Regions from separate parts of the Mus musculus genome. Here regions 2, 3, 4, 5 and 6 are each linked to region 1. The links are chromatin loops, found by intact Hi-C in ENCODE. Cell type or tissue: heart. All regions are shown on one strand. Links, peaks and the distances in the headings refer to the core of each region. The heading gives the core; the rest is flanking DNA. Region 1 overlaps Ttll11 (tubulin tyrosine ligase-like family, member 11). Region 2 overlaps Ttll11 (tubulin tyrosine ligase-like family, member 11). Region 3 overlaps Dab2ip (disabled 2 interacting protein). Region 4 has its middle 15 kb from the start of Dab2ip. Region 5 has its middle 19 kb from the start of Gm13446. Region 6 overlaps Dab2ip (disabled 2 interacting protein).

Region 1 (5,129 bases), core at 658-4,657:
TGCCTCTGCGGCAGGCGTCATCACCTGCTGACTTTGCAATAAGTATGTCTTCTATAGGCATGAGAGAGTATTTGAACACTTGGTCTCCAGTTGGTGGCAGTGTTGGGGAGGTTCAGGAGGTACAGCCTTGTTGGGGGAGGTATATCTCTAGAGGTAGGTTTGGAGAGTGTAAAGAAGCCATTTCTAGTGTGTGCTCTCTGCTTCCTGTCTGTCACTCAAGATGTGAGCTGTCAGCTTGTTCTTCAGCCATCACTCTCTTCCATAAGTCGCCTTGGTCATGGCGTTTAGCACAGCAACAGAAAAGTAACAAAGACATGAAGTGACAGTAAGCACTTCCCAGCTGTTTCCTTTTTGTCCCAATATCTGGATCATCTCCTCCCCTGCTCCTGCTAAATCTCCCTTCCTCTTAGCTCCCTAACAGGACGTTGGAAGTCATCGGCCCACGAGGCCCTGGTTTCTTCTCACTGCGATGAGATGCTTGATCTAAATAACGGAAAGGAGGAGGAAGGACCTGGTGAGGTTTAGGTACACAGCTGTGTATTTTGCCTCCAGAATGTTGCTCAAGCATTTCCTCTCTGTCCTTGGACATCTGCCTCCTCCAGGACATTTTCTATCTCGCAGCTGAAGGATCTTCCTGTAATCATACACATCAATTAGTTTCTTCCTTCTCGAAAGCACAAAGTTGCCACCTTTGCAGAGTATCATCATCCTGACTCCCCAAAGGGATATTCATCAAGATTCTTTCCAATCAGGCTTGCTTCTCATACTCGGGCATGAGCTTTTCCCTTTGGACATGGATTCTAGAATCTGACTGCCTGGATTCAAACCCTGGCTTCACACCCTATTGGCTGTGTTACTTTTGGAAGGTTAATAGACATCTCTGGCCCTCTATTTTCTGGTCTATAAAATAAGATGGTTGTGAGGATTAAATGAGATGCAGTGTGCAGAACAGGGCCTGAACCATAGTGTCTTGAGTGGCTCCTATTTAGCTCGTGAGTGGGAGTCTTGTGTGACCCCCATGAGTGTGAGTCTTGTGTGATATCTTGAGTGGGAGTCTGTGTGATCATAAGTGGAAGTCTTGTATGATCTCATGAGTGGGAGTCTTGTGTAGCCTCATAAGTGTGAATCTTGTGTGATCTCCCGAGTGGGACTCTTGTGTGATATCATGAGTGGGAGTCTTGTGTGATCTCTTGAGTGGGAGTCTTGTGTGATCTCTTGAATGGGAGTCTTGTGTGACCTCATGAGTGGGAGTCTTGTGTGATCTCTTGAGTGGGAGTCTTGTGTGATCTCATGAGTGGAGGCTTATGTCTATTCCTGACATTAGTGGTCATTCTCTTGCTGTTCTCCACCATTGGCAGTCTCCTGAATGTCTTCTGTTCTCTCCTGCTTTGCCATCTACTCAAGTTGTTCTTTGCAACCACCCTCATCACCTCCCACTTTGCCTCTCAGATGGCCCGTGTTGCCCTTCTTGTTTGGCCTGGGTCACCTACATGACAGCAGCTTCAGTCTTAGCTGGCCTCAGGAATTGTTGTGTACATCAAGAGTTGGAATTTCCCTTGAGTCTCAGACCTCACAGCTGTTGGACTGGTCCCTTGTGTCCTGCCCAGTACACACTTTGTCTATCAGAGTCTTGTTTGTCCTGAAGATCCACAGCCCGTTCCCATGACACCAATGGCCTGCATTGTTAGAATGAAACGTAGGTCTTCCAATGTGACAAAACATGGCTCTAACTATCTTTGACATCTCTGGTGTCATCATAATTCAGAACTTGTCCCCATGCTTTCCCCTTGTTGCTAATAACGCTCTGTGGCTTTCTAGTCTGGCTGCTGAACTTCCTCCCTCCAGGTGCTCTGCCTTGCTTCTCACACAGGCCTTGCCTGCTTGATGCAAACTCGTCATAAATCTCCCGTGCAAATCCCTGAGCTCACAGGTCACCCTGTGTGCTGATGGTAACGCACAGCATGATCTCTCTGGTGGTTCCATGAATGTTTGTGATACAGCCTCCAATAGAGAATCCCCTGCTTAGCACTAGTTAGCTGGTTGAGCCCCAGGACCTTCTAGTAAACCCTCAATTTTATAGGTGAACATGGCAGAGCACAGAAGAAAGTCCAGTGACCTTCCATGGTCACATGACAGGCAGAAATATCCTAGCAACACTGGAGCCAAAATCCAGATTTTTCTGGTTTACACTTCTTTCAACTCAGCGAAGGCTAATTGGTGCAAACACACATAACAAAAGTTTACCAGCTTTGCCTATTTTTTCTTTTGTGTGGCAGGGAGGGTACACGTATGTTTTCACATAGATGTACGCACACGTATGTGTGTACACATGGAGACCAGAGACTGCTGTCAAGAATCTCTGAGCTAGTCCTTGGTGTTAGCTTTCCAGACTACCTGGAGTTCATCGCTTCCGCTATGCTGGCCAATCAGAGAGCTGCTGGGATCTGCCTGTCACAGTGCTGCCCACCCCACCCCGATTCTGGCATTATAGGCACATGCCACATGCCCAGCTTTTTATCTGGTTGCTGGGGCTAGAACCTAGGCCCACATGCTTGGGTGCAGGGACTCTATCAGCTTCATAATTTTTGGAGGGTAAAGTTCAGTGGTACAAATATTGCCCAATCCAACTGTAGAATTTTTAAAACCTTAAGTAACTGAAATTCTGTCCTTATTAAATTGCTAACTCTACTAACCACCCCACCCCACCCCCAACCCCAACCCCTTCTATTTCTGTATTCTTGCCACTTCAAATTCTTAAGAATTTGACTTCTTGGGGACCTTGCACAGTGGGATCCTAAAGTCCTTTTGGTTTTGTGTTTGGCTTGTTTCTCTGCACAGAGTGCTCAAGGTTTTGGTCTTATCATTCCCTTCCGTTTTCAGGCTAATAATATCCCACTTAAGTAATGTTGGAAAGCCAGGCTTTCTCAGACGCCTTTCCAGAATACCACTAGGGGGCAGTAAAGGTGCAGAAAATTTTCAATAAGCCTCCTGAGTGCCAGGCAAGCCAGCCGGCATCCCCTATGTATCTCTTTCAGCCATCCGAGTATACAGTTACAAGATAATGGATTTCACATCCGACAGCAGAGTTGGATAAACCAAAGATACCATCAGCTGTAGTTTAAGAGCCGTCTTCCTCACATTCCGGCCAACACTAAGGCATAGAACTTCATTTCAGACAGTGGCTTCAGATGCTATTTTGGCTTAATTAATTCACTTTAGTCCGGTGGTTCTCAGTGCACACGACAGAATCACATATTCAGGCTTCAGCCAGAATCGTCAGAGTTTCAGTGGAAGGTGAGGGTGAGGTTGGGCCCAGAGACAGAAGCTATATTTAGCTTCAGTCGTTGAGTGGAAAGATGTCTGTTAAGCAAAACCAGAAAGGTTCAGAAGATAGGAATTCTGTTTTTTTTTTTTTTTTTTTTTTGGCTAAAGTAATGGCTGAGGGGACTGGAAATATAGCAACCTCATTTCCTAGACCCAGCACTTGTATGTGCATATGTGTGGAGGTCAGAGGTCAGAGGTCAAATGTCAAAGCCAACGGTCCTTCTCAATTGCTCTTTACCCGTTTTAAGACAAGGTCTCTCATTGTGCCTGGAGCCCAGTGGGCAGCCAGCCCTGGGTTCCTCCTGTCTCTGCCTCCCTAGATCTGGAATCACAGTGTTACACCACCATGTCTAGCTTTCTTATGTGGGTGCTGGGGGTCACACTTAGGTCCTGCCTGCAGAGCAGTTAGTGAGCCAGGCTGTGGCACTTTTGAACACATTAGGAACCCAGACTGAAGATTTGGGGTTGGGGTATCCCAGACAGCTCAGGATTCAAAGACACAGTTCCAAGACAGCCATGTTCAGGGTGAGGTCAGAGCCCAGATATTAGTAATGGCTGAGATATTAAAGTCTTTGGCTGATTAGTAGTGGCGCACGCCTTTAATTCCAGCACTTGGGAGGCAGAAGCAGGCGGGATTTCTGAGTTCAAGGCCAGCCTGATCTACACAGAGAAACTCTCTCTTGAAACAAAACAAAACAAAACAAATCAAAACAAAACAAAACAAAAAGTCTTTGCTATAGGAATCAGAAAAACGGGTCTTTCATTTTATCTTATCAAAAATAAAATTGTCACAGGGAACCTGAGGTGGGATCAAAGACCTAGGCTCTCACCCCACCTGCCTCGCTAGCCAATCATGGGACCCCAGGCGGGCCCCGCCCCTTCCCTCAGCCTCAGCCTCCCCTCTGCATTATGAGCAGATGGGATGATGTCGGTCTCCGAGGATCCTTTTGGTTCAGAAAATTCAACGATTCTCTTAGAATTAATAATCTTGATTTGTAATGACTCTGGCACAGAGAGGAAGAAATATTTAACACTGTAATGAATGACAGAGACTATTGACCATGTAGTTTAATTTATTTAAGGCACATACCCTGAATTCAAAGGAGAAAATATCACTCTGATAATATATTGAACTGTTAGTATCATCGGCCTAGCAAAAGCTTTCTAGAGGGAAAAATTACCCACCAGTGCAAACTTGACATTTTTCACTTGCTGATCCACGGCTGTCGTTCGTCCATAGCAGCCATGTTTGCTGTAAAGGCTGTGCGTGTGGATGCTTCGGATGAATATTAAATAATGACATAAGCGTCAAGGTCACTGTTGCAGGAAAGGCTGTGAGGAGGTTGGGCCTGAGAGGGAGCCCGCATTGATCTCTTGTGAAGTTCTGTTCTGGAATCCTGCTGACGTGGAGGACACAATTGATGGGAGCCATTATCAAGGCTGTAAGTGTCCCTCCATTGTTAAGGATCTTTTACAAGACCCAGGAATCGGCAAAAGCTTCAGCTAGAAATATAGGCCAGTCAAAGAGATAAGTGCATTCTAGAGAGTGGGTGGCCTGGGTCAGGCTTGCACAGCGAAGGCAAAGGCTGACGGGAGGCCAGCGCCAGACCATCATCGACTTCTCCTGCAAGTCGGGCACTGCTCCTGGGGATGGCTCAGAAGAGAGCTTCCATGCCAGGAGCTACAGAGAGCAAGGTGTCTGTCTTCACATGTCTTCTCTGAGCATTTCAGCCCACCTTCTTCCATAGCTTCCCAAAGCACCCCAACAAAGATGTCTGGATGGCTCAGGCCTTCTGAGTTTGTAA
Region 2 (5,129 bases), core at 541-4,540, 140 kb after region 1:
AGTGAGGAGCCCTTTAGGGCCTGGTGCTTTTTGGGGGCAGGGAAAGCTGTTAATTATTCATCAACTTTCTCTAGGAGCTATTAAGTTCGTTGGATTATGAGTTTCCTTATGTAAATTTTGGTAAATTGTCACCTGAATTACTAAATTCACAGGCATAGGTGTCATCCATGACGCTCATGCGTGGCCCTAGGTGGGGGGTACACTTCTGATGCTAACATTAGGACCCTTGCTCTGGTTGCTGATATTAGTAATGTATAATTAGTAGTTAGCGATCTTCTTTTTCTCCTCAGTTAAGCTGGCTAGAGGCTCATCAGTTCTATTGATCCCCCATCCCCACCCACAAGGATAAACTCCTCTGTTTTATTGATTTTTCTTGTTGATTTCGTGTCTAATTTCATAGATTTGTTTTCTGATTTTTACCATATCTTTGGCCATTTTGAATTTGCTCTTTTTCTGTTTCCTAAAATAAGACTTTTTTCTTTTCCTGTAAGACAGGATTTCTCTGTAACCCTGACTGGCTTGGAACTCACTGTGTAGACCAGACTGGCCCCAAATTCACTTGTGCCTCCACCTCCTGAGTGCAGAAGTCAAGGCTGTGAGTCACCACACCCAGCCTGAAAACATTTCTTTTTCCAATTTCAGAACGTCTTGCCTAATCCATGTATTTGATTCTGCAAATCTGACTACACTGTGTCCCACACACTTCAGTGTGTTCTGTTTTCATTTTTATTTAGTTCAAAATATTTTTAACTCTCTTTCGAGCCCTCCTTTCTGAGAGTTTTATATTTATCTTGCCTGGGCCCAGGCTGTGTTCACTGTGCTGTGGCTGCCGGTGCCAGAGGCCTGGGTTTCCTCTTATGCCATTGGCTTTATTTTTCTCCCCCCATTGCCTTTGGGTTTTTCTGAAGTCTCCTTCCTAAATGGAGCCTGATAATCCCCCACCTGTGTGCTGGGGTCCCGGGCTGAGCCCGGGCTTCTATTGCTGTGGAGAAGCAAGGTAACCAAAAGAAAGATGGGGAGGGAAGGGTTTATCTGGTTCACACTTCTGCATCACAGTCCACCGATGAAGGAAGTCAGGGCAGGCATCTGGGGCATGAGCTGATGCAGAGGCCATGGAGGGGTGCTCCTTAGGAGCCTGCTCATCATGCTTTCTTATAGCGCCCAGAGCCAGGGCTCGAGACATGGCTCAGTGGCTGAGAGCACTGGCTGCTCTGCCCAGCACCCACATGGCAGCTCACAACGGTCTGCAACTCTAGGCCTAGAGGATCTGACACCCTCACACAGACATGAATGCAGGCAAAACCACAAATGGGCATGAAATTAAATACATTATTAAAATACAAAAAGACAGGACCACCAGTCAAGGGGCCCCACCACCCACAGTGGTCTAGGCCCTCCCACATTAATCATTAATTTAAAAAACACAGTCAGATCTTTTGGATGCAGTTTCTCAATTGACTCTCTGAGGACTCTAGCTTGTGTCAGGTCACAAGCCAGGTTTATTCTACATCCAAACCACAAGAGCCTTCCACTTGGGTGGGGAAGATAACCCACCAGATGCCGACATTGACACAATGGTGACCTGCGAGGATGAGGCAGGAGGATCACAAGTATAAGGCCAGCCTGGACTACCGTGGGGCCCCGGGAGCCTCTTCCATGAATGCACGGCCCCCACCTGGAACTTGGGCACACTCAGCTCCATCAGTCAGCACCTACCATGAATGTGTCTCACGAATCACTGGCAGAGGCTTTCTGTGGAATCTTGCGATAAAGCTGGGCGTCCTAAAACTCAAAAGTGCTATCTGATCGGTCTGCACGTGGGCTCTCGGAGGGTCCCAGCTAGACCAAGGTCTCCAGCAGAGAGCACAGTGCCAAGGTTTCCTTCTCAAGTGTGCATTCATTCCACTGGAACAGAAAGTCACAGGGCTTAAAGCCCGAGCCCCAAGTTCTCCCAGGGTGTGAGCGTGTCTGGTCACCACTGTGGGCAGAACTGTCACCAGCATCTAGCAGGCAGTGGCTGGGGATACTGCTAAACCCCCATGATGTCCTGGGCAGCCCCAGCAAAGAGCTACTCAGCTCCAAATGCCAATAGCAACACCATTACCCCCTTGGGCTTCAGAAAAGACAACCACTGAGTCTCTCAGAAGTTCCCTGTACCCCCACCATGGCTATGCGCCACAGCTGCCATCCAGGTGAGGGTGAGGGAGGTTGTGGAGCCTCCCAGGAAGAGTGCACATCCCTGCTGGGGCAGACCTGACATCACCCAGCAGCTTCTTGGTGGCTGTGGGCGTCTCTGCCCCTGCTTTTCCTGTTCACTGCTTAAAAAGAGGAGGGAGCCTTATGTAATCGCAGCCTCATAGAACCTTCTGTCATTTTGGCACCCTTGGGCTGGGAAAACCCCCTCCCTCCTAAAATCCCATGGGGCATGGAATTCTTTCTTTCTGTTCTAAGCAAGCTCTACAGGTTACAAACTGGGCAACAGCAGAGTGAAAGAGCAGCCTTTGAAGGCACCTCTGCTGGCTGTCTGCACTCTCTGCATTCCCATCCCCCATCCCTCCACCATTTTCCCCTGCCATGGGCACCTTTATTATAGACTGCTGGTCCCCATCTCTACCCCCCTGCTCAGATGTTTCTGCCTGCCCGGAATTCCTCCCATTCCCACCATTTTAACAGCCTTGACCAGACCCTGTGAAACCCTTCCTGCCTAAGAGTTCCTGCAGTGCCCATCCCTGATATCAGCCCCAGCACTCCCTCCCCTCCCCTCTCCTCCCCTCTCCTCCTCTCCCCTCCCCTCCCCTTCCCTTCCCTCCCCTCTGATACCCACAAGTGCCTTCCTGCCAGATCCTGGTTCTCTTTGGGGGCCTGTGACTTAGTTCTGTGAAGTAGATGTGCTCTAAAATAGATGTGACTAAGCGTCCACAGGAACAGGCGGCTCTTGGTTCTCAGAGCGGAGGCTTCCAGTCCCCACAGTGGTTTCCAGGCACTCCTTAGGCACTCCTCGGGCTCTCTGAGGCACGTGGGATGGATCTCGAGGCAGTCACTTGCTCTCTCCATCCCGGGCAGCACCACCTGGCAGCCACCAGCTGCCATGCTAAGGGTGTGTGACTAGAGAAGATGACAAAATCCTAAAGTTCAAGTCTCTCCTCACTTTCCCCAGTGCGCTCCAGGACAGGATTGTGCCCAGGCACCGTACAAGAAAGAAACTGGTTTTTCAGATTTTCGTGCACTAATAAAATTACCTTCTCTAAAGAAGGCAATTTGCATGTTAATGTTTTGGGTAATTCTGTGCAGCTCCAATGCCCCCAGGGCTGCAATTTCTCTCTGACAGGGTGACAAAAATAAACTCCAGCATAAAGGAGCATTTCCCTTCCTGCCTCTGAGCTCCATGTGACGTTCTAATGCGAGTCAAGCTGGAACCCACTGCTCCATCTTCTGACACTGATCTACCTCCTTTCACCTCTCAAGTGACAGGCAGGCTCTGAAGAGCGCCTCGGGGTTGTCTCCTTGAGGACAGGGCTGGGACCCCTTGTGAGTGGACATCACCCCTACAGCCCACCTTCTCCCCCGAGGCCCAGCCTTCAGCTTCTCTAAATTCTCAAAGGTGCAGCTAGGTAAAAGGGCACCACCCACCATCTTGGGGTGTAGAGGGCCACCACATGGGTGTATGGAGTCTATGCAGCTGCCCTGCAAGGGACACGCTGTCCCATCAAGCTTGGGTCCCTCTGGTGACTTAATGAAATCAGGAAGGGAGCTTAATTCACAGGTGTCTTCTCCAGGCCAGACACATTGGTTACACATACATACATACACACACACACACACACACACACACACACACACACACACACACACAGAGCCTACCTGAGGCACTTCCCGTCTTCATGCATAGTGACTGATAGCCCAAGTAGGATGACAGTTGTGCTGTGTGTCACACAGGTGTTGCTCAGAGCAGCCAGGCAGACATGTAACACAGAAAACTTCCTGTAACCTAAGTATTATAGATAGATAGATAGATAGATAGATAGATAGATAGATAGATAGATATAATTCTGTAAAAGAAAATACCTTTCAATGAGCATAGCATAGAGTGATTTCTCTCAGGAGGTGGATCAGGGAGGTGCAACTGAAAAAAATAAACTCACTATGGTCAATAGCAACTGAGATTAGAAAGATGCAACGAGTCACCAGGCGGGATGCAGGGACAGGGCATTGTAGGCCTAGAGAGTGTTCTGGAGACAGAATGGGGTGGAATGGTAGGAAGGGAACACTGCTGTTCAAACCCACTAGAGAAAGGGATGAGGGACTTAGGAGAGTGTGGATTCCCTCCTGAGTTTCAGTCAGGGGAATGCAGGGCTGACCTGGTCTCTATTAGGCAGTTTCGGAGGCAGGAGGGCAGGTGAGGTGGGCACAGGTGTCCCACAGCCCGGCAGAGGTCAAACATCCCAGCAGGTGGAGAGCTTGGCTTGCTGTGTTTGATGTACAGAATGAAGTGTTTCAGGAAGCTGAGGTTGTAGGAGAGAAGTTTCAAAACTGACCCGGGGTTTCTGACTCCTGAAAGTAGGTAGGTGGAGGTGCCATTTATCAAGGTAGGTAAAAAAGACAGGATAGGAAAGCCCACAACAGATTCTTTGAGATGCTAATGAGGTATTCCAGAGGCAAAAGCCCCTGTGGCCTGCAGATAAGGACTGGGAGGAATTTAGATGGCATTTCCTCACTGGAGGTATTTAAAACTCAGCTAATAAATGACAGGGAGGACAGGGAAGGGGGCAAGGGAGGAGCACCCTGAGGACCCCAGCACAAGGGAACCAAGCAGCCAAGGGGGCAGGGGGATGGGGAGCTGCCACTCAGTGGATGCTGCAGAGGGAAGCTGACAAGAGGTGAGAGGTGGAAGGGGAAGGAAGACACCCACTCCTTCAAAAAGCTGTGCTAGACCTGAGGGGCCCAGAGCGGTCCTCTCCTGGGCCTGGAAGGAGGGTGCTGCAGAGGCGTGCCTGCACCTGGGAGGTTTGGCTGAGAGGGATGGGTTGAAGAGAGAAGAGGAAGAGATAGATGGCACCTCAGGCAGCCTGTTCCACTCCAGAGGTCAGGCTGTCCTGTCTGGTGGCTGACAATCAGAGAAGACCTGTGCT
Region 3 (5,129 bases), core at 538-4,537, 180 kb after region 1:
TCCGCCCTGGTTTCTTGCTATGTAGCAGATGGCAAGCTTTCAATGGCCTCAGGGTCCTGGACTACACGTGCTCTCCGAGGGTGTACGCACACAGCCCGGGCTTCTTCTGGAACAGAAGCACTGTGACTCAGTCCTTTCATTGAGGAAATCTCTCTAAAATGAGCAGAAGGACCGAGGCCGGGCTCACTTCCCCTTTTCAGCCCTGTGGCTGGTGTCCCCAGGTCAGAACTCACTGGGTTCCATTTCTCCAGAGAATGATGGCCAGCATATAGTACCGTCCTTTCAGGGCTCTGCGGGGCAGCTGTCCTGGCTCTGACTATACGGTTGTCTATGCTTGGGGGCTCCCACCTAAGCCTCTGGGTAGGATCTGGGCAAGCAAACCTTTCCCGTCAGCTTCCAGTTGACAGTTAAGCAATTTTCTTATCTCCTCGGATCTCCTCCCACATTAATCTTGTCAGTACAATGATGTTTGGGGAGGAGACGAATCACATGTGATCAGGAATCCTCATTTAACTGCAAGACTCGTTTCTTTTAAAAAAAAAAAATCCTGGTAGTGTTATCTGCTTGTTTTTTATACATTTCTCACTGTAGCCTAAACTGGCCTCTGGGTAGGCATTTTCTTTATGTTTCGGTGTAGCCAAGTGTAGGCAATTTCTCATTTGCAATCTGACAGACAGATCTGTTCTCACGAGGGTGAATGCTTGATGGTCCTTGCTTATTAGAAGGCCTAAAAACCCTCCAACTGCTTTTTTCTTTTTCTTTTCTATTTTTTAGGGGTCTGGAGGTGTTTTTGTGCCAGTTTGCTCTGGGCTTCTGTGTGTTCTTGCCCTTGTAAGGCTGAACTGCTCATGTTCAACCCAGGGTTATCGCACATCAGAAGACAGGATCCCAAACACTGACAGATGCGGGACAAACCGCTGGGGACGCAAGGCACTCACTCATCCAGCAGGTACGGCTGAAGTGCTCTCAGTGAGTTCATTTCCAGCTCAGGAAAACCTGACCCTAAAAACCAAGCACTAGATGCGTGGGGTCAGCCAGCCTTAGCCTCCCCTCACTGGTAACCCTGGGCAGAGCAGAGCTCAGCTCTTCTCTCATCAGGTTGCAGATTAATAGGGTCGACCTAGAACCTCTGCAGCAGGAAGCATGGCAGCTCTCAGCTCCCAGGAATCACTGGGGCTCCCAGCCTGTGCAGGTCGGGAGGGCCTTTAAGAGGTCAGCTGCTCCACTCCCAAGCACAGGGCTTTCCACAGAGAGGAGGGGCAGTCCCAGGTCACCCAGGTAGGGGTCATGACTAGAACAACAGTATTAGGTCAAGATCCAGTTACCTGTAGGAAAACAAGCCAGGACACAGATGAAGAAAGGCAAGTCAGGCTTAAAATAGCTAAATAAATCTTTAATATTTCTAATTGCAAATGTACAGAAATTGCACAGCCACACGGAGTCTTCGAACACCAACAACTTCTCTGTACATTATTACAGGGTTAAAAGTCTCGACTGGAGGGAAGGGCTCCGGCCGATCCAACCTTTGCATTTTTCCTTTTCACATACTTACAAAAGGGGGAGCTGGGCACAGTGGGGGATCGGGTAGCCTTGTGGCCGAGTATATAGAAAAGAGGGGCTGGTTCCCTGGACAGTCTGGCTCCCAGACCTATGAGTATGAGGGAGGAGTGTCCCTCGGGCAGGTGCTGGGGTACACGTTGAGCTCTGGCCCTGGTCCCCACCCCTACTCCTGGGCAGTCAGAGGTCTTCACTCAGAGGAAGTTTGGCAGTTTCCTTCACCCTAACACACAAGTTGAACAAAAAGGTCAGGTGTCTGTGTTGGCAAGGGTGGGGCCGCTCTCTCCATCAGATCTTGGGTGTCAGTGGCCAGGGTCTTCCCAGAGCAGGGCCTCTGGCAACTCCAGCCCTTGCTGTAAGCAGAGCTCAGACGCCCCAAGCCGTTGCTGTGGGCAGGAGGATGCTTTACTGGCCCCACTGGGGCATTTGCCCCCATCAACCTTCCACCCAAACAGCATGCTTGAAAGCCAACGAATCAATGCCCCGGGCAGGAAACAGACAGACAGACACCTAGACTGCAAAGCTCTTTGTCCTGCCCAGCACCGTTCTCCAGGCTCTAATATCAACCGTGAGAGCAGTGTCCTGGCCAGCCCTCGCAGCACCAGGACTAAAGGACTATGTACATCCCTTGGGTGAAATAGTTCCATTACAGTCAAACACCAAGAACATTTACAAAAAAAAAATTTACAAAAAAAATATTGCAGACTTGCAATTAAGATAAAAATCTGTGGAGAGTCTGTACACTTTTACAGTTTTTGCACTAGGTAAATAAGGCTCTCGGCCTGAGAGCTAACAACCCCACCAGAGGGGGCCATTGCATCTGGCCCTGCGCTCTCCTGTCCAGGCCTGGGGACCTCCCCATATTGCTAGGAGGCGCTCAGACAGAGGTCACTTTACGAGGCATGGGCGAGAGTGTGGGTGAGGAGGAAAACAGGGCTCCCTGGGCAGTGGAAGGGCAAGACCCAGGCCAGGCCAGGCCAGGCCAGGCCCTGCCCAAGAGGCCACCCCTGCTGAAATGCATGGGAGCAGGGGTGTGGACAGGAGTGGGGCAGGAAGAGGCAGTGGCAGGCCCTCAGCCCCACCTCCTTCCTTCCTGAGGTCTCTGACCCTTGATAGCCACGCCCTCTCCCAGCATTGGTCTGCAGCCTAACTGGGTTCTTTTACCCTTGCCTGTCCATCGTGGACTGAGGACAGGGCGCAGCCTAGCTAGGCCACACCTCAGGATGTCCACGCTTTCTAGTGAGGACTCTAGGAGCATTAAGTGCAGCTTGCCTAGCCCCATTCTGCTGCCTGGGCAAAGCCTAGCTCCTGCCCTAGGTGACTCAGAACCAGGGCTTGGAATCTAGAGTGTGGGAACAGATGGGGACCCAAGAAAGACCCAAGCTCCTGCCCTTCTCTGTCCCACAAAGGGGGGGGGGGGAGGGACAGATATGCTACAGAACAGCCTAGAGCTGGGGAAAACCAGCCCCAGCTGTGGGGGATGCCCCTCCCTGCCTGCAGTGCCTGGGTCCTTGGCTGGGGCTGGGAGGGTGAGGAGAGGCGACTGCACACGGGGCCTGGTGCAGGCTGCTGCTGTCTTGGAGAGGGAGCAAGTCTAACATCCTCCAGGGCCGCTATTTCCCATGCAGTGCGCTCGCTCAATTTAAAAGGCCCCTGTGTTCCAGCAAGCGAGCAAGCGGGCTTTTGTTTCTAATGCATACTGTGAAAGGAAAAAAAATCACAGTTATCCACCTTCTCAGGGCCGGCAGGCTTTAGAATTCTTTCTTAAACTATCAGAGAAGAGAGATCACCTTTGCAGGGTGAGCACTGGCTGGCCTCTCCCCACAGGGCCACTGTGCAGGCCACACTGGGACCCTGGAGAAGGCAGCTACAACGCATGGTGCAACCTGGCCACCTCTGCCCAGCTCTCTGGCTTCTGGAGTTCCAAGAGCATGAGCCAGGCCCGCATGTGAAGTGTGGGAAGCTATGGCTCCTCCCACGGGTATGAGGGCCCAGCAGAGAAAGTGCAGTGCTGTCTGTTTGGCAATGCAAGGAAGGAAGGGAAGGAGGGTGGAGGGTGTCACGTCTGGGATGGGCATAGGACCGAGGTTCTGTTCTTCAGTTCCTCACCCCCTGGAAGGGTCCCTGACCAGCTGCATGCAGTGGCAGGGGCTCAGGGCAGAGATGAACAGGGGCCACTCTGCCTGTCAACTACTCCATCAGGTCCTGGGGGCCATGGGAAACCCACAGCAGTGGCCCCTAAACCTTCCTTGAGCCCTTTGCAGGTAGCTTCCTCCATGGGAAAGGGTAAGGAGGGGTACATGCACCTGGCTGCTCAGAGAGAAGGTGCCACATACCAAACTCAACAACCAGAGACACATTCGGCAGGCCTCCCTGCAGACTGGCCCCACTCCCCAGTGCAGTCTCCGCTGCCTCTACCCACACCCACTGTTCAGGTGGGCAAAGAGAAGGGGGGCCACTGTGCCCTCAGTCTCACGCTCCATCAGTCTTACGCCCCCTCCACTGCAGGCTAGCCTGCAACTGTGGGAGTCTCCTGACGGAGACCCTGTCCCGGGCCACCACAGTCCCCCTCTCCTCAGGCAGGTTAACAATTGCTGCTGTTTCTGAACTCGCCGTTCTCAGTAATCTGCAATTTGGTGGGGTTGGTGGGGGAGACGCCGTTACGGGCTTGCATGCTGTACCTCTCTTTCAGCTGTGTGAGGGCACTCATGAGGCGGGCATTGGCAGCATCCAGCGAGGCAATGCGCTTTTCCTGTGGGCAAAGAGGGCATTAGTGATGCTTGAGGTGGGCTCTAGCCAGCAGTAGCCAGCAGAGAGCACCACGACAGGCCAGAGAAGTGTGTTAGGCCCAAGCTGTGGAGTAGCTGGGCAGGTTCTGTGCTATCACAGACTGGGGCCTTATAATTTGCCTCCTACCTATACAAAGCTAAAGCGGAGCTATAGCACCTGAGCTCGAAGGCAGAGCCTTTCCTCTCACACTGTCACACACCCAGAGCTCCTTCCTAGGCTATGTAGCTTACACTCTAACCAAACCTGCCAATTCTTGGGGCATTCAGAGAAAGGGACACAGCTGTGAGTGAAGGGGCTTGGGGACCAGAGCCCTTCTGCCTAGCCTTCTTTCACCTTCCTAGTCCTGCCTACTCCACTTCCATAAGTCCCTGGTTAGCATCCTCAGAGCCCAGAGACCTTGGTTCCTGGTCCATGGTTTTTACACTGAGGTGTAACCAAGGATACCAGAGAAGCTAGTTACACTCGAACTACCCCAAACTCTGTAACACTGTAGCCAGAGCCCCAACCTGGGCATCGATGATCTTCTGTTTGGAATCTACAGCTGCTTGCATCTCTGCATGATCCTTCTTCAGTTCTTCTTCCACTGACATCAACCTGTGAACAGAAATGCAGAGTCAGGAGCACTAGGAGGAGGAAGTATACTGTGGGGCCTGTGGGAAACCATCCTATCTAGAACTGTCCCCCAAGCAGTGGCATGGCTGGGCTACCCTGTCTTGACCTCAACTCTCCCTCTGCAACTCTGCTCTCTGGGGCTATTTCCATTCCAGTGCACTTCTAAGACC
Region 4 (5,129 bases), core at 576-4,575, 300 kb after region 1:
TCACCAAGGCCAGACTTTAAAGCCCCCACTCACAGAAGTCACTATTACACCAGCTGTCCTTGGTGTGCCTGCCTCTCACCATCCGACCTCTCTCAGCCTCCCTGCAGCAGGCAAGGCTAACAGTTTCTCCCTTCATCCTGTATCTCCAGAGCTCTTCAGGAGCCAGCACACTGTACGCAGGTCCTCAGAAGCCTGAGGATTCCCATCTCCATTCTGTCAACTCCAGCCTTGAGCCTCCCCACATTCGACTAGAACGCAGCATCCCTGGCGATAAATCCAGACTAAGTTGGAACCCACTTCCTCATGGGCTACGGGAGGCTGAAGTGAGTTCACGGGGCTGAAGGAGCCTGGCATGTTCTCTAGCGCATGTGGGATCTGGTATTATTTTTAGGCACTGAGTCAGGGCCATCTAGTGAACAGCCCAGAGGCCTCCCTGACCCACATGCTCTCAGTGGCTCTCTCTCTCCACCTGCTGATCTCCTGAGGCATCGATGCCAGCCTGCAGCCAGTTCCAGAGCAAAGCTCTGCCTAGCTCCGGCTCTGCACACAAGCCCCCTCCCACTCACAGGCACGTGCCTACACTTAGGCACACCCACATGTTCATACACGGATACACACCCGTCCACCCTAACATTCACACTCACGTGCATATGTATGGGTGTGCATCCACAGGCACACTCCATGGCTTCACCAGAGCCCAGTATGAAGCTCTCTAGGGAGGGACAACACTCTGAGGCTCCCGTAAGCAACAGCAGAGGGTAGCCCCACCATAGGGTAAGCATGCTGACAGAAGCTTCTGGAAAGCTGTAGCACCGGGATCCTTCCTCCTGGGTCTCCCCACCCCACATCCACCAATGTAAGGCCTCCCTCCTTCCCCGTGGGGCTGACCATGAGTCCCAACTTCACGGCCAGCCCGGACCTGCACATTATTCTTTCCAAATGGCACACTTGCCTAGGCTTGTGCTAGGACAGGTGTGGCTGGTGACAATGCACAGGGGTTACCCAAGGCCACAGTGTCTCAGCTTGGGGTTCCTATGCCGAAGGAATTCCCCCCCCACCCGCAAAGACCTACTCTGTCAGGCATTAGCAGAGAGAGGGGGAAAAACCTCAACATGAAACCCAATGAGGTCTAGTCAGGCCAGTCACAGCCTCTGCCCCATACTTCTGTACTCATGTGTGATCTCTCTCTCTCTCTCTCTCTCTCTCTTTCTCTCTCTCTCTCTCTCTATCTCTATCTCTCTCTCTCCTATCTCAATGCTCCAGGATTCCCACAACTGCCCTTGGGATGTAGTACCTACCCTGAAGTAAATGGGGGGGGGCAACCCCAGGACCTGGTACTTGAAAGCCCAGGCAAGTTCTAATATGGTCTGGGAAGGGAGATTATGTGTCCCCAAGAGGAGTCCACTATAGTCCTTGTCCCTAGAAAGCTGACACTTTAGTGGCATATGAGGGTTCCCACAGGTGTAGGCAGACAGGGACAGAGGCTGAGGAGACAAAAAAAGCAGAAAGAAGTAACTAACAACTGTTCACGTGGGGGTGGGATAGGATGGGGTGGTAACCCAGGAAGGCTTCCCAGAGGAGGTAGCATGTGAGCTACCTGGCTAGGATTCTGACAGGCAGTTGGCATGGGATATAAGGTGAGCATACTGAGATTTCTTTTTTTTAAAATAGGCTTTTATGTAGCCCAAGCTAGCCTTAAATTCATTATGTAGCTGAGGAAAACCTTGAGCCTTTGGATGCTGGGATTATAGGTCTATGCCACTAAGCCTGGTGTTGTGCAGTGCTGGCAAGCACTGTATCCGATGAGCCATCTCACCAAGCCAGAGCTGAGGTCTGCAGAAGCCTCCCGGCAAATGTCCCCTTCTAGACCGCACTGACGATTTGGGCTTAAGGGTGCTAGTCCGGTCTCATTCATCGGATCACTTAGACCACAGGGGTGCTAACTGTTCCAGAAAGAGGCATTTTCAGGCCAGGTCCTGAGGCTGCCTCTGCCACAGACAGTAGCCCAAGAGTGTCACCGTAGGGTAGAGCCTGACAGGTTTTCAACTCCTACAGGAAAGAGTGTCTTTGAATTACCTGTACAACCTATTCCCGTATTTCACACCACGATGCGGTCAGCCAGGAAGTTCTTCCCCATATCTAACCTACATCTCTCTTGCTGAAATGTACACCCACCTTGCTGTGGAGACAGGAATAACAAAGGCCAGAAGCTGAAATGCCTCACTGGGCAGTCAGACAGCAAGGAAGGGGGTGGGGGTGGGGTCAGTGGGCAGAGATACAACCCCTGGCGCTGAGGAGAATGGACAAGGCCCTCTTTGTGTGCATGATTAATTTATAGGCCTGGGGAGGGCCACGGGAACGTCCTGCGCTGGACCTCAGAGGCTTCCCTGACCCAATTTAGAAGCTGTGTTTATTGTGTCGCTCATGTCAAACCTTCCCGAAGAGGTCTCTATCCCCAGCGTGCTCATGAATTTTCCGGGGGTTTAATCATGCACAATCTGAGAGCAATTTATTAAGAAGATTAAAGCCCCCAAATATGCTTCCGCATGGCAAATTGATCGTCCACCACGGGCAGACGTCCCCCGGCAGAAAGGTCCTTCCGCAAAGTGAATGTGGAAGGCTACAACCAGGGAAGAGGGAGAGTTGTGGGGTGTGGGGTCCCCAAATCAGAGTCGAGGCCAACTGTGTGGGAAAAGGGCATAAAGGACTGCAGGCCAAGGACGTAGCTCACTTGGTACGGGGCTTGCCTGGCATGCATGCGATCCTGGTCCCATCCCCAGCACCTGATAAGCCAGATCCATCTTTGGCCACACAGAGAGGTTGAGGCCGACCTGGGCTACATGAGGCCCTAGCTCAAAAACAAAACAAAAACCAAAACAAAAGAACCCCAGAAGGAAAGAGTGTGAGCAGTGCTCAGAGCCACATCCTGGATTTAAAGACAGTCCATCACTCACAGCCAGTGTCTCCAGTATTTCTCCTCCATGAAGCCCTCTGGGCCACTCACAGTAAGACGGGGATCTAATCCCTCCTTGCAGTTCCTAATGCCCCATCTGAGCCCCTTACTTTCCCACCCTGACCCTGAGCCTCCTGGAGGAGAAGCCCAGGGTTAGGTCCCCCTACCAGGAGGGGGAATTTTCATTCCCACCCTTCCTGGGATGGGGAGCAGCATGGGCCTCACTACAGTAAAGCTGAGTAGAAGACAGGAAGGAGGGGTGGGGTCCCAGCTGGAGTCCTTGGAGGCTTTGGGGAAGATGGCTGCTAAAACCCTGATCTGACCTCAGATGCCAATCGTGCCGCCACAGCCTCAGTGTTTGTCTGATACCTCAGGCCTGGCCTCGCCTCTCCTGACCCTCCTCTCATCTAGGATGCTACCCAGCACATGTTTGTTTCTCTCAGATAATGAATGAGCTAAGCTGAGGGAAACCTGAGCATCCTTGGAGCCAGGTTCTACGCTGAGCTCTAGTGCCCATCTCTGCGCTCGCATACAACCCTACAGGTTGTGTGCTGTTTCCACCTTAAACCTCCCACGAATAACTGATGTACCTGTGCCAGGAAGCAGAGAATGGCTCAAACCCAGAGCCTAACCCAGTACCTCCCACCTTAGTCTTTAGCTGGGACGCCTTTGTCCCCATGAGGACTGTTAGTGGGGCTCAGATCCACTCCAGATCTCTTAGCTAGCCTTCTGCCTCAGTCCCTCTTGTCCTTTCAAGATCAAGGCGTGACCTTGACACAAAAAGCCTGGTCCCCGGACTGCCAGTCCAGATCCAAGCTTCTCTGCCTGGCTTTGGGCCTCCACCTGGCCCCCATGACCTCTGTGCTTTCTCTATGGTCTTCTCTGTGCCAGCTGCTTTCTGGGATCTAGTTCTTCGGTTAAATATGCTTATCACCCCCATGTTCTCATTTCCAAATCCTCAAGATTCAAATGCAATGCAATCTCTGCAAAGCCTTCCCAGGACAGAAACCAAGTTACTCCGGGAGGAGGGGCCTCTCCCTGTTCTCACTGTCTCCCTTGAAGAGTCAGCAGAATGCAGGCCCCTGCTGTACCGCCATCCCACCCCCAGCAGCCCCCAGCAACTCCTGGAAGACAATGTTGTTTGCTCTTAGCAATCAGGTTCATGAAGCAAGCTTATATGGTACCTACTGTGGTCTACCTGACAATGAGACATAGTCCCTGATAATAAGGGTGACCAGAGAAGCCTGTGCCAGCCTGTGGACACAGTTCCCTAGTCACAGAGAGAAGATTTCGTCTTTCTCCCTATTGTGAACCACTTTAGCCTCTGATAATGCCTAAGGACATCTTTATAGAAAAACCTATTTAAAAGGTATAAACTACTAGGGACTGGGACTGGGGGCTGTGGGGTGGTTCGGCACATACAAATATTTGCTGTTCAAAACCAAGAACCTGCATCCTGGTACCCAGAAACCATGGGAACGGGGTGCAATAATGCAAGCACAAGCTTCTGTAATCCCTGCGCCTCTATGAAGAGATGGGACAAGAGGTGGAGGATGCCCAGAGGCCCCTGTGCCTACTAACCTATTGTGAAGAGACCCAGAAACATGCTCATCAAGTCAGCCAAGGAGAGGTGAGGACCCACACCCGAAGGTATCCTCTACTCCCCACACAAGGGCGGGGGCACGTGGGTACCCATACCACCCCTGGCATGAACAAACACAAACAAGCACATATTCATACCACTCATATACTCACCACACACACACACACACACACACACAGCGCTGAAATGTGCTTATCACGCCCTCTCTAAGAACACTGTAATGATGTGCAACTTTTTGACTTGTGTCAGAAATCCCAAGATCTAGAGCTCATAACGACTGCCATCTTCTGAGGTATGATGAGCAAAACCAGTATCATTTCGAGATATCCATAGCTACCCCACGACACGGAAGCCATGATTTCTTATAGAACTACTGCATGGGGAATGCTAGGGCGGCTTATCGCCTACAACGATAATTGCAGGGATTGCGACGTGTAATTGTAATGAGACGTTAGGGGAGTGAAGGCGGGGTGGGATTCTTTCTCATGCTCCAGGGCTTAGTGCTCTGGAATCCATGCAGAGACTCTCTGGGACCCAGGACTCGGGATAGGAGCCCTGAGGTGTCATGTGGAG
Region 5 (5,129 bases), core at 352-4,351, 370 kb after region 1:
AACACTAATGAATGTCGTCACCCTCACCACTGATGCAGGTATGAGGGACCTCGGGCCATTTAAAACCCTATTTACCCCACCTGATTCATGTTCTGGTGTCATCTGGAACCATCTGGTATTTGAGTTCTTTCTATATATCACTCTCCACATGGCATTGTTATTATTATTGTTTTGTACAGACAAATTTGTTTAAATTAAGCAGATATTTTCCTCACTGACGTTTATTCCTTTCTTATCTCCACGTTCCTGGCTGGAACTGTTTCTCAGCCCAGCTCATCACTAATTGTGGCGCTGTGCTAGCGATACATTTGTTATTTGAATGAAAGGTCTGTATTTCACCTTCGCTTTCCATTTTGTATGTATGCACATGTGTGCAGTGTATGGGAGTGCGTGCCTGTAGGAGGATGAGCATGTAGAGGTCAGAGGTCACCATCAGAAGGCTTCAGTTCTCATCATAATGTTTGAAACAGGGTTGCTCACCACTCTAGCCAGCACTCATCGATTGGCTAGACTGATTGGCCTGTGGGCTCTGGGGATCCACCCCGCACTCAGGTTGCAGAGATTTGTGACCGTATGCACGCAGCCTTCATACTTGCATGCTGGCGATACAAACTCATATCCTTGTCCTTGTGGGTCAGGTACTTTACCAACTGAGCCACATCTCCAACACTTTGGAAAGGCACTTTCTTTATGCAGCTATATTATTCCAGGGTGTTAAGAAAGAGAAAAAGAGAACAATAGCGGAGAGACAAAGCCAAATGCACGAACGAGCAACTGCATTACATGTAAGCAGACTACATACTACACTAGAAAGACAAACACCGTCTTATTAGGTTAAAAGCAGCAACAATATGTGATGCTTATAGTGGAGGTGTAATAAGCATGCGGATAAAGAAACAGGGAGAGTGGTGGTGAGCAAGCCTTCTATCAGGCAGACCCCAGCAACAGACCCCCTGCTGAAGCAGGCTATGAAAGAGGAAACCCCTGCTAGACCAGGGAAGAATTGATTTATCAAGTAGATACAATTCTAAATTTTCACAAAACTAGTAACATAGCCTCAAACTATATAAAGCAAAAAAATAAAATAAAATAAAATAATAAAATAAAATAAAATCAAGGGAACTAAAAGAAGAAATGAATATACCTTCTTCCACTGACCACTCTCACATTAAAAAGTAATAAAATCTCACATATCTTTCCGGGCATCATTGGAAATCATTCAGGGTTCTTTAGAGGTTCAGAAACAATGGAATGAATACATCCTTGTATATATTACAGAAATTAAGTCAGTTATATTGAAATGCCAACAATTGTTGAATCTTAGCTGAGAGGCTGAGTGCCCAGCAGGGGCTCAGTCCTTGAGGCTGGATGTCTCCCTTGCTCTGCTCAGAAGCTGGGGGACTCCCACAGTGACTCTCACTGGGGACTCTGGCAGAAGTTGCTCACTCCAAAAGTCAGAGTCCCCATACAGCCTGGAGAGCCACTGGTCCCTAATCAGCTATGGAAACCCTGGCCTGATATCAGTGAAGGAAGCAGGAAGTGGGGGCTGCTGTGAGGAGGGCAAATTCACTGGACAGCAGGAGAGGGAGCAAAGAGCTCGTAATCGTCTTCTCCCATGCTCCTTTTCGTCTGGGCTGCTGCCAGCAGATACCACCCACAGTAGAATGTTCACACCACCACCGGGTAGGGGGACACCCCCACCCCCCAGAGGAAGAATTCATTTCTTCTTTTAGTTCCCTTGATTATGATTTTTTTTTTTTGCTTTACATACTTTGAGGCTATGTTATTAGTTTTGTGCAAATTTAGAATTGTATCTACTTGATAAATCAATTCCTCCCTGGTCTATGTTTAGCAGGGGTTTCCTCTTTCATAGCCTGCTTCAGCAGAGGGTCTGTTCCTGGGGTCTGCCTGATAGAAGGCTTGCTCACCACCACTCTCCCTGTTTCTTTATCCGCGCGCACGCGTGTATGTGTGTGTGTGTGTGTGTGTGTGTGCGCGCGCGCGTGCGCGCACACGCTCTCACACTTGCACAGGAGGCCACTTTGCAGGAGCTTTGGGGGTTTTGTTTGGCTGGCTGGCTGGTTGGTTTGGTTTTTTTGGCTTTTCAAGACAGGGTTTCTCCTGGCTGTCCTGGAACCACTCTGTAGACCAGGCTTGAACTCACAGAGATTTGCCTGCCTCTGCCTCCCCAATGCTGGGATTGAAAGCATGGGTCACCACCCGGCTGGTTGGTTTCTGTTTTGAAACAGAGCCTGCTATGTAGCTTAGGCAAACCTAGAGCTCACTTGTAGACCAGGCTGGCCTCCAGCTTCACATAGTCACCTTGCCTCTGCCTCCTGAGTTCTAGAATTACAGGCAAGGGAGATGGGCTGTTCAGGACCAGAGGGTCTTCCTGCCCAGCTCAGAAATTCATCTGTGGTTAGGCCTGGAAGATCCCCTGGAGATAATTCCCAGGGCCATAGGCAAGCACACCACATGGGAGCCTATCAGAAATGGGTCAGGCCATACTCAGACCCTGACTCAAAGCCTGCTTTCAGAAAAGATGTCTAAGTGACTCCTGCATGAAATTCTCGAAAAATAAAATATTACATTTGTAAAATAGAATAAATCATGTTAATTTAAAAAAAAAAAAAGGTTGAGAAGCTTGCCCTAGTAGCCCTCCTCCCATTTTCTAGACCAGCAAACCGAGGGACAAGACACCTCCCAGGACCAGAGCCTCATCCTTGGGACCCTCATTACAGTCCCAGGCTTCCCTGCCTCTCTGGTTACATGCACTTCAGACTCTTCCCTGAGATTCTTGTTCGGTCTTTGCAAGGCCCACGCGCGCCCCCTGGTGGAATCAGGGGGAAACTTCCTGTCCGAGCCCAAAAGTAGGTAAGAGACTTGGCCCCTGGTTTAAAATCAAGGAATGAGGGCAGAGACCAGAGAACAGCGGGGAGCCTGCAAGTCGGGAAGTAAGTAGAGAGATAACTTTTAGTTTGAACAAAGACTGCAGGGTTGAAGTTGGTCCGAGCATCTTCTCTAAGCCTCTGGGGGATGGGGGCGTCCCCCTACCCTGTGGTGTGAACATTCCACCGCCATGGCAGGAAGTGCTTAATGCAAAGACCGAGGTCATAGCTGCAAAACTGGAGCCCAGGGCCCTGCCCAGGCCTGAGCCACTCTTAAGAGGGTTTTCCCCTCCCGCTGTGCAGAAACAGCTTTAGAGCCTTTCCTTACAAGGAGCCAAGAGGCCCAGAGACTTGTGTATGTTAAAATGCCCAAACAGCTAGTGATGAATGGTCCCTTCCAGGTCTGAGTATGGCTGTGACCTAGTTGTTCAGTAAAACACTGGGTTCCATGTGTCCAGGTCTGAATCAAGGCAGGCCTGGGGCACAGGCCTGTAATCTCAGCCCTTGGAGCAAGGCAGGAAGACTGTGAGTTAGAAGCCAGCCCTGTTATATCCTGAGGCCTTATGCAAACAAGGAAACAAAAGAATTATGCTTAATAAGGGCAGCATCTATGCCTACAAATATGACAACTCTGGATACCTCATGTGAATGAAATCATGCAATATTTACTAATCTGTTTGCTTCATTCCAAAGGTTTGCCCACATTAGAATGCTGTGTTTCCCTAAGGCTGAATAATATACCTGTGTGTGTGTGTGTGTGTGTATGTGTGTGTGTGTGTGTGTGTGTGTGTGTGTGTGTGTATCTTAGGTAAGTGTGTATGTTAGGTGTATTAGTTAGGCTGTCGTTGCTGAAAAGAGCTGTCCATGACAGCTCTTACAAAGGAAAACACTTAATTGTGACTTGGATCAGAGTATCAGAGATTCAATCCATGACCACCATGGTGGGAGGCATGGTGCCATGCCAGCAGACATGGTGCTGGAGAAAGAGCTAAGAGTTCTACATCTTGATCCACAGGCAGCATAAGAGAACTGTGAGCCTTCAGGGCAAGGGCTTGAGCATCTAAGATCTGAAAACCTGCTCCCACAGTGACACACTTCCTCCAATAAGGCTATACCCACTCCAAAACAGCCACACCTCCTAATAGGGCCACTCTCTATGGACCACGTATTCAAACACTCGAATCTACGGGGTCCGTTCCTATTCAAACCACCACAGTCCACACCCTGGTCCTTGTAGACTTGTAGCCATATCATAATGCAGAAATGCATTCAGCCCAAATCCAAAAGTCCTCATGGTCTATCACAGTCTCAACAATGTTTAAAAAGTCCAAAGTTCAAAGTCTTCTCTGAGATTCATGCAATCTCTTGACTGTAATTCTGTATAAAATCCAAGTAAAAAAGCAGATCACATACTCCCAACATACAGTGGCACAGGATACATATTACAGTTCCATAAGGGAGGAAAGCGCACACAGTGAGGAGATACTGGACTGAAAGCCAACTGGGCAAACTCCAAATTCTGCATCTCCATGTCTGACGTCAGATCTCCAACCCCTGTCACCTTCATTGACTGCAGCACACTTCTTTTCCTTGGGCTGGTCCCCTCACTGTGAGCAGTCTTCTCGACAGGTATCCAGGGCTCTGGCATCTCCAACACTTTGGAGTCTGCGAGGTAATCCAGGCTTCACCTTCGAAGCTTCACACAGTGGCCTCTGCTGCACATGGACACCCTGACACATGTCTGACCACAGTGGCTTTTCTTAGCTGAGGTAGCCTCTTTCTCTTCTTTTTGACTCTAAAGCTAGAGCCACGTGACTGAAGCTGCAAAGTTCTTCTGCTTGCTGGGGTTGGGACACGGCCCCTCGTTCAATGACATCTTTACCAGCTTTCTGTTTTCAGTGGTTTCCTTCATTGCCTAAGCTTGGCTGTCTTGGAACTCACCCTGTAGACCAAGCTGGCCTTGAATGCAGAGAATCTGCTTGCCTCTGTCTCCTGAGTGCTGGGATTAAAGGCAAGAACCACCACACCTGGACCTAAACTCTTCTTTAATTCCTTTTTCACAAGTTGGAAGTTTAGCTGGGTGGGAGGTCACCACTCCCTTTATTTCATTTAACATCAGGCTTTTCTTTAATCTGTTTATCTTCTTGAACACAGGATTTAGCTCCATTCCACTTCCTAGTGCTTCTTTTCTCTGAAATCTGTAGGTTTTTGTATTTTTGCTCAGCTTGCTCCTCGTTATTT
Region 6 (5,129 bases), core at 580-4,579, 260 kb after region 1:
GGCCGGGAGAAGTGCTAACCAATGGGGAACATCCCAGGGGATCTCTGACTTGAGCGGCAAGAAAGCCAAACTGCAAGGGCAGCAGCACCCGGAGTCCCAGGGGCAGCAGGCAGCGTGGCTACATGCCTTTCCACTAGGAAAACAGACGCACTTGGAGATGGCACCACGGGCAATTGTCCTCCCACAATCTGGCAGTTGCAGGTTGCCCTGGGAGTCGTGGCCTCAGAAGGATCAGAGGCAGAAACAAAGTCTGGGCAAGAGCTGATGTTCTTCTGGGGCTCCTAGGAGCTGGTGGGCCAGCTAGACCTTCATCTCAGAGTTGGTAGTCACAGTGGCCACAGACGTAGATTTGAAGAGGTAGCTGCTCCCCACTTCATCCCCATCTAATTAATTTGCTCCCTGTTGCCCCCCTCAACTCCCCTTCACTCCACCAGCCCCTAGCAGGTGCCCGCAGCAGGAGCTGAGGATTCCAAGGAATCAGATGCCAGTCCTGCCCTTGAGAAGGTCATGATCAGCTGGTGGAAGGGAGGCACGTAGTGAATCGTTAGTGACAGAGCGGAAGAGAGGAAGGACATGAGGACACATCCTGGAGCTGGGAAGAGAATGTCTGCCCAGGAAGACCAAAGCAAGGGATGGAAAGGTGGCAAAAAGATCAACCAGTCCGAAGTCAGAGGCTGAGGCAGTCCTTCCAGGCCCTGGATGCCCGGATGCCAGGCTGGAGAGAGAAATGGAGCCACCTGCTCCCACTAGAGGCCATCTGAGGCACTAGGGCGGGGGAGGGGTGTGGCTTCTCTAAGATGTTCTCTAAGCAATCCACAGGCAGTTATTCATCGAGACGTTAGACTTGTGTACGAAACAGATGTCAGTATCTGCCACCTCCACAGAAGGCCTCCTGGCTTCAGAAACAATCCCTGCCCAAGAACTCACATGTAATTACATCTGTAATCCAACCCCAGTGCCATGTGATCACTTTGTATTCACAGCAGGAAAATGTGAGGGAATGAGGGGTGGAGGGTGATGTGGTTCAGTGGTACAGTGCTTGCCCAGCCTACACACAGTCTTAAGCTTGATTCCCAGCACGGTATAAGCCAGGCATGATGGTGTATGCCTGTCCTCTTAGCACTTAAGAGGGGAGGCAGAAGACCAGGAGCCCAAGGTCTGGTCAGTGAACCTAGACACCAGTGAACTCTAGGCTAATAGTGAGAGAGCCTGTGTCTCAGGGAGAGGAAGTGAGGGGAGAGAGGGAGAGAGAGGGAGAGAAGCTGAGAAGGGACCTCAAAGTCAACACACATGTGCACACAAACAAACACTAATGGATACACACATGTGCACACACACAAACAAACACTAATGGATACACACATGTGCACACACACAAACACTAATGGATACACACATGTGCACACAGACAAATACTAACATATACACACTTGTGCACACACACAAACACTAATGGATACACACATGTGCACACACACACAAACACATACACACAGAGAGCAAGAAAGTGGAAACAGGAAGGCGGCATCTGAACCTTACCTCTGTCCAGGCTCCTGATCCAGGAAGGGGATAGGGCCTGCAGGACCACAGGTTGGGTACAAAGAAATAACCTCTCAGGCACTGTGTTGAGCAAGGGAAAGCGGGAGAGGGGAGCATGGATTCCGATGTCAGCTCTGGCCCTTACTGTGTGACCCAGCACAGTGTGCCCCCTCTCTGAGTCTATCATTCCTCATCCATAAGGAGGGGACTAAAAAATGATACTGGCTAGCACAGACTGGCCACAGGCAAGCCATTAAGGTCCATGACTCCTTCCACATCCAAGTGCTGGAGGAAGGAGCTTCAGCGGGCCCTTCCACTCTGCTCAATGTAGTCATCTTAGAAAGCAAAGTGTGTGTGGCCTGGAACTGTAAGGAGGAAATGAACACCACTGCAGTCTGCCTCATGGACCTGCCAAGAACAGGTTTATGATCCTCTACCATGTCACCACAGTCAGTATAGTCAGCCATGCTGAGCTTGGAACCCCGTGCAGAGAACCTGACCCACCATCTGCCTCACCTGGAATGCCCCCCTATTCCCTCCCAAAGTGGTGGAGAAGCTAACAAGGGGCCCAAGGAACCTCTAGGCAATTCAGTATGGCAGGGTCTAACCATTTAGTAGGCCCAGCCTGGTGACTTCAGGGCCCTAACCCTACTTGTCAGCTCACACACTAGCCTTTCACCCTGAGCCTCTCCTGATACAAGCCTGCTGTGGCCCCAAACCTTGGTCCTCCAATGACCCCAAGGGCCACAGTAGAGATCCAGCTCTCTGAAGAAATCGGGCCAAGCCAGCTCAGCCAGCCCCAACTGTCATTGGTCAACCGGATGTTCCCTGACCAGTGTTACTGTCACCACAGATCATCCTGCAGCCTCCATAACTCAATGGCTCCCTGTGGTCAGGGGTACAAACTAAGACCTCAGCTCTCACTAAGAGCCACCCAGATGTCCACTCGCTGCCCTCTGCTGCCTCCCGCTGGTGAGAAAACAGCCTGCAGACAGGCCAGCTCTACCCATGCTACTGTCCCCTTAGAACACTAGCTCTGGTTTCCTAAGCCTCTCACTCTCTCATCTCTCTCCAACTCCTAGTCCCAGCTGCACCTCAGAGCTCTATCAGGGATGCTGTTGCTTTGGGGCAGTAAGGGACAGTGTGAAGGGGGAGAAATAGGCCCCGCTACCTGGGGTTCTGGGCAAAGTATGGGAAGGGTGGACCCTGAAACACAAGCAGCAGGGTTAGACACCGGCTAACCGCCTACCTGCAGGCTTTGAAGCCCTCACAGCTGCCCTGTTTGGAGATGAAGAAAGAGGTCTGGAGACAGGTGACTTACCCACAGAGGGGAGCAGTGGCCCTCCCAGGTGCTCTGTGGGGAGACGTCAGCACTGTCTCCCTGGAGCACAGGTCGAGAGGAAAAGCCTCACACCATTCCACCTCCCCTTCACTGAACCCAGAATGCCACCCTGAATGAGAACGCCTGTAAGGAGCCTGTGACACAGCCCAAGAAGCAGTCTTCACACCCTCACGGTCATAAGGGAGGCCCCGGCAGAGACCAAGGGACACTCTGGAAGGTTCTAGAGCTGCAAAGAAGGTGTGCAGAGCTGTGTTTGTTCCCTTTCTTTCCTCTCCATGTCCCTATCCAAGCTGCCCAGGCTGGGCTAGTGCTTCCTGTAACTGACCAAGCAGGCTCCCACAAGGGCATGTAAGCTCAGGGGATCAAGGCTTAGGTGAGAAGAGCAGTTGGCTTGATCCTTTAACCCATCCTGAATGGCACCCTGACTCCCCGAATAAGCACAAATCCTGTTCATTCAGCCAGGAGATTGTTGCTGCCCCCTAGACCTGCACATCCTGAACAACTCCTGCATCTGGTGGTCTGACCAAAACCTACCTAAAACAGTCCCTCTCTAGAAAAGGGCCTCCTTCTGCAGAAGGCACACATGGCCAGATTGGTAGATCCTTCGGCCACCTCATCCACCTTCTACTCGCCTGTTCACACATAGGGAGACTACGGTAGGGAGAGGACAGAACAGCTGAAAACCTCAAGTGGGTACAAAGTACAAAGGCTTCTGTGCTCCCACTAACGCCCCTCACATTTCTTCTCCCTCAGCTTTTCCTTCCTGCTTCCAGCACGTCACTCGGGACCATTGGTCTGTTCCTGTTTGGGTCTATCTTCCTCTAACTATTGTCTCTTTTGTTGAGAAACTCCTGCATGTCCCTTAAAACCCAGTCATAAAGGTCCCCACTGTAAGAATTCTCTCATCTTCTTTTAGCCAGAGAGCCTTCATTCTGGGTTCCCACAGCACCCCAGGCACCGTCCCTGAATCAGAAACACAGTTTGTGCACAGCCCAACACTAGTGAAAGTGAACCAAGAAGACCTGCTTCTAGAAGCATCCACGCTCAACACAATGCCACGTTTATCTGCAGCTTCTGCAGTTCCCCCACCCCCAGCCTTCCTCTCTGACACTTCTCCATCTCACAAAATATAGCCCTGAGACCTAATTTCAGCCGAACCTTCAAAGTCTCCACTTTCAACTTCCCAAGGAGGGATCAACTGGCTTCCATGTTTCATTTCCCAGACCCTCTGCCACCTCCCACCCCAACCCTGCTAGACTGCTCAAGGTCAATGCCTAGGTGGACAGAGGAAGGAGGAAGGACTGAGCCCACACCTAGAGATGGAAAAGGCCAATGGGCCATCCAGGGTACCACAGCTATCAGCATTTCCTTGTCTCCGGTCAGCCTGATTCTTGGGAACACACTAGGAGACTGTGGCCCAGGAGGGCTTGGCTTGGGTTGACCCTACACCTGTAAACCCCACCACCTACATGGCCTTTCATCTTTGTCTTCCCCCTTCCCAGTACAGAGAAGGCAGACCTGGGTGGGAATCCCAAACACCTCCCAGAGAGAAACAGGCCACTGTGGTCACCTACTCTCAGCCCCTTCCCTATGGGATCTTTATCCCAGGTCCCCTGGGGAGCCACAGCCCCATGCTCACTGCAACTGAGAGTGGAAGCCATGCAGGAGAACAGGGAGGACCCGCAACTCGATCAAGTCACAAAGCTGGCACCAGGCCTTGAAGCCACATTAGAATATTAAGCACAGGGCCATCATCTTCATTTCACACAAAGAAAAATACTGAGGCTCTCTCTAGCCCCACACTCTAAGAGGCTGTCACCCATGTCCCACTTAGCCACCCATGCCCTATGAAACAGCCGTGGGGATAGCGCCTCACAGAACGAGTGAGAACCCTGGGAGGGAACACACAACCCAAACTGGAGATCCACTCTCAGCTGGGTGGGACCTCTGTCAGATCCAGTCCTCTGCTAGTCCTTGAGACCATCTACTCTGACACACAATCTCCCACAGGGCACCTTCTGTGAAAGATGGTGACATCCTGTCACCCAGGTTTGCAATGGCAGCAACAGTGGCAGGTTCATTACAGCCTGTGGTATCTCACCTGCCTCCCCCAGGCAAAACCATGTTCCCAGGCTCCCTCAGGGCCTACAGGGAGCAGCTGCAAGCTGGAGCTGAGGATGCCACGGCCGGAGAAAATAAGTGTTCAGGAATGGGGTGAGGTGGCTCTCCTCCCGATACCCCAAATGCC

Evidence for each region. Peaks named below come from ENCODE experiments on the same cell type or tissue, not always from the same donor. Only the 100,000 strongest peaks of a DNase experiment are listed, where the experiment ranks them.
Region 2: it touches region 1 in a loop (2.0-fold over the local background); 7 of 42 quality-filtered maps call a loop at or near these places.
Region 3: it touches region 1 in a loop (2.4-fold over the local background); 18 of 42 quality-filtered maps call a loop at or near these places.
Region 4: it touches region 1 in a loop (4-fold over the local background); 2 of 42 quality-filtered maps call a loop at or near these places.
Region 5: it touches region 1 in a loop (5-fold over the local background); 30 of 42 quality-filtered maps call a loop at or near these places.
Region 6: a loop joins it to region 1, with 7 times the contacts of the local background. A loop is called at or near these places in 41 of 42 quality-filtered maps.

Annotation. Positions count from the first base shown.
Region 1 is chr2:35,904,495-35,909,623 of GRCm38, reverse strand. All of the region lies in intron 3 of Ttll11 (tubulin tyrosine ligase-like family, member 11), which reads left to right. All of the region lies in intron 2 of Gm35396 (predicted gene, 35396), which reads right to left. Among named protein-coding and RNA genes, the nearest start is that of Gm35396, 23 kb to the right of the region's middle. In heart, for the core only: a CTCF peak has its summit at 2,944 (motif pointing right); a DNase peak (open chromatin) is centred at 2,943.
Region 2 is chr2:35,766,228-35,771,356 of GRCm38, reverse strand. All of the region lies in intron 9 of Ttll11 (tubulin tyrosine ligase-like family, member 11), which reads left to right. Among named protein-coding and RNA genes, the nearest start is that of 9030204H09Rik, 50 kb to the left of the region's middle. In heart, for the core only: no CTCF peak of the experiment used is centred there; a DNase peak (open chromatin) is centred at 2,296; H3K27ac peaks cover 2,227 bases.
Region 3 is chr2:35,727,238-35,732,366 of GRCm38, reverse strand. It overlaps Dab2ip (disabled 2 interacting protein), which reads right to left. Exons shown (of 16, transcript NM_001114124.2): 15 at 4,854-4,941; 16 at 1,373-4,309. The coding sequence ends at 4,142. Among named protein-coding and RNA genes, the nearest start is that of 9030204H09Rik, 89 kb to the left of the region's middle. In heart, for the core only: a CTCF peak has its summit at 2,358 (motif pointing right); DNase peaks (open chromatin) are centred at 2,646, 3,566 and 3,916; H3K27ac peaks cover 2,378 bases.
Region 4 is chr2:35,604,867-35,609,995 of GRCm38, reverse strand. It overlaps a transcript of Dab2ip not described here. Among named protein-coding and RNA genes, the nearest start is that of Dab2ip, 15 kb to the left of the region's middle. In heart, for the core only: no CTCF peak of the experiment used is centred there; no DNase peak of the experiment used is centred there; H3K4me3 peaks cover 27 bases; H3K27ac peaks cover 3,083 bases.
Region 5 is chr2:35,537,449-35,542,577 of GRCm38, reverse strand. No RefSeq gene overlaps it. Among named protein-coding and RNA genes, the nearest start is that of Gm13446, 19 kb to the left of the region's middle. In heart, for the core only: a CTCF peak has its summit at 2,836 (motif pointing left); DNase peaks (open chromatin) are centred at 1,537 and 2,827; H3K27ac peaks cover 2,622 bases.
Region 6 is chr2:35,647,277-35,652,405 of GRCm38, reverse strand. All of the region lies in intron 2 of Dab2ip (disabled 2 interacting protein), which reads right to left. Among named protein-coding and RNA genes, the nearest start is that of Dab2ip, 28 kb to the right of the region's middle. In heart, for the core only: CTCF peaks have their summits at 744 and 2,517 (motif pointing left); DNase peaks (open chromatin) are centred at 735 and 2,505; H3K27ac peaks cover 940 bases.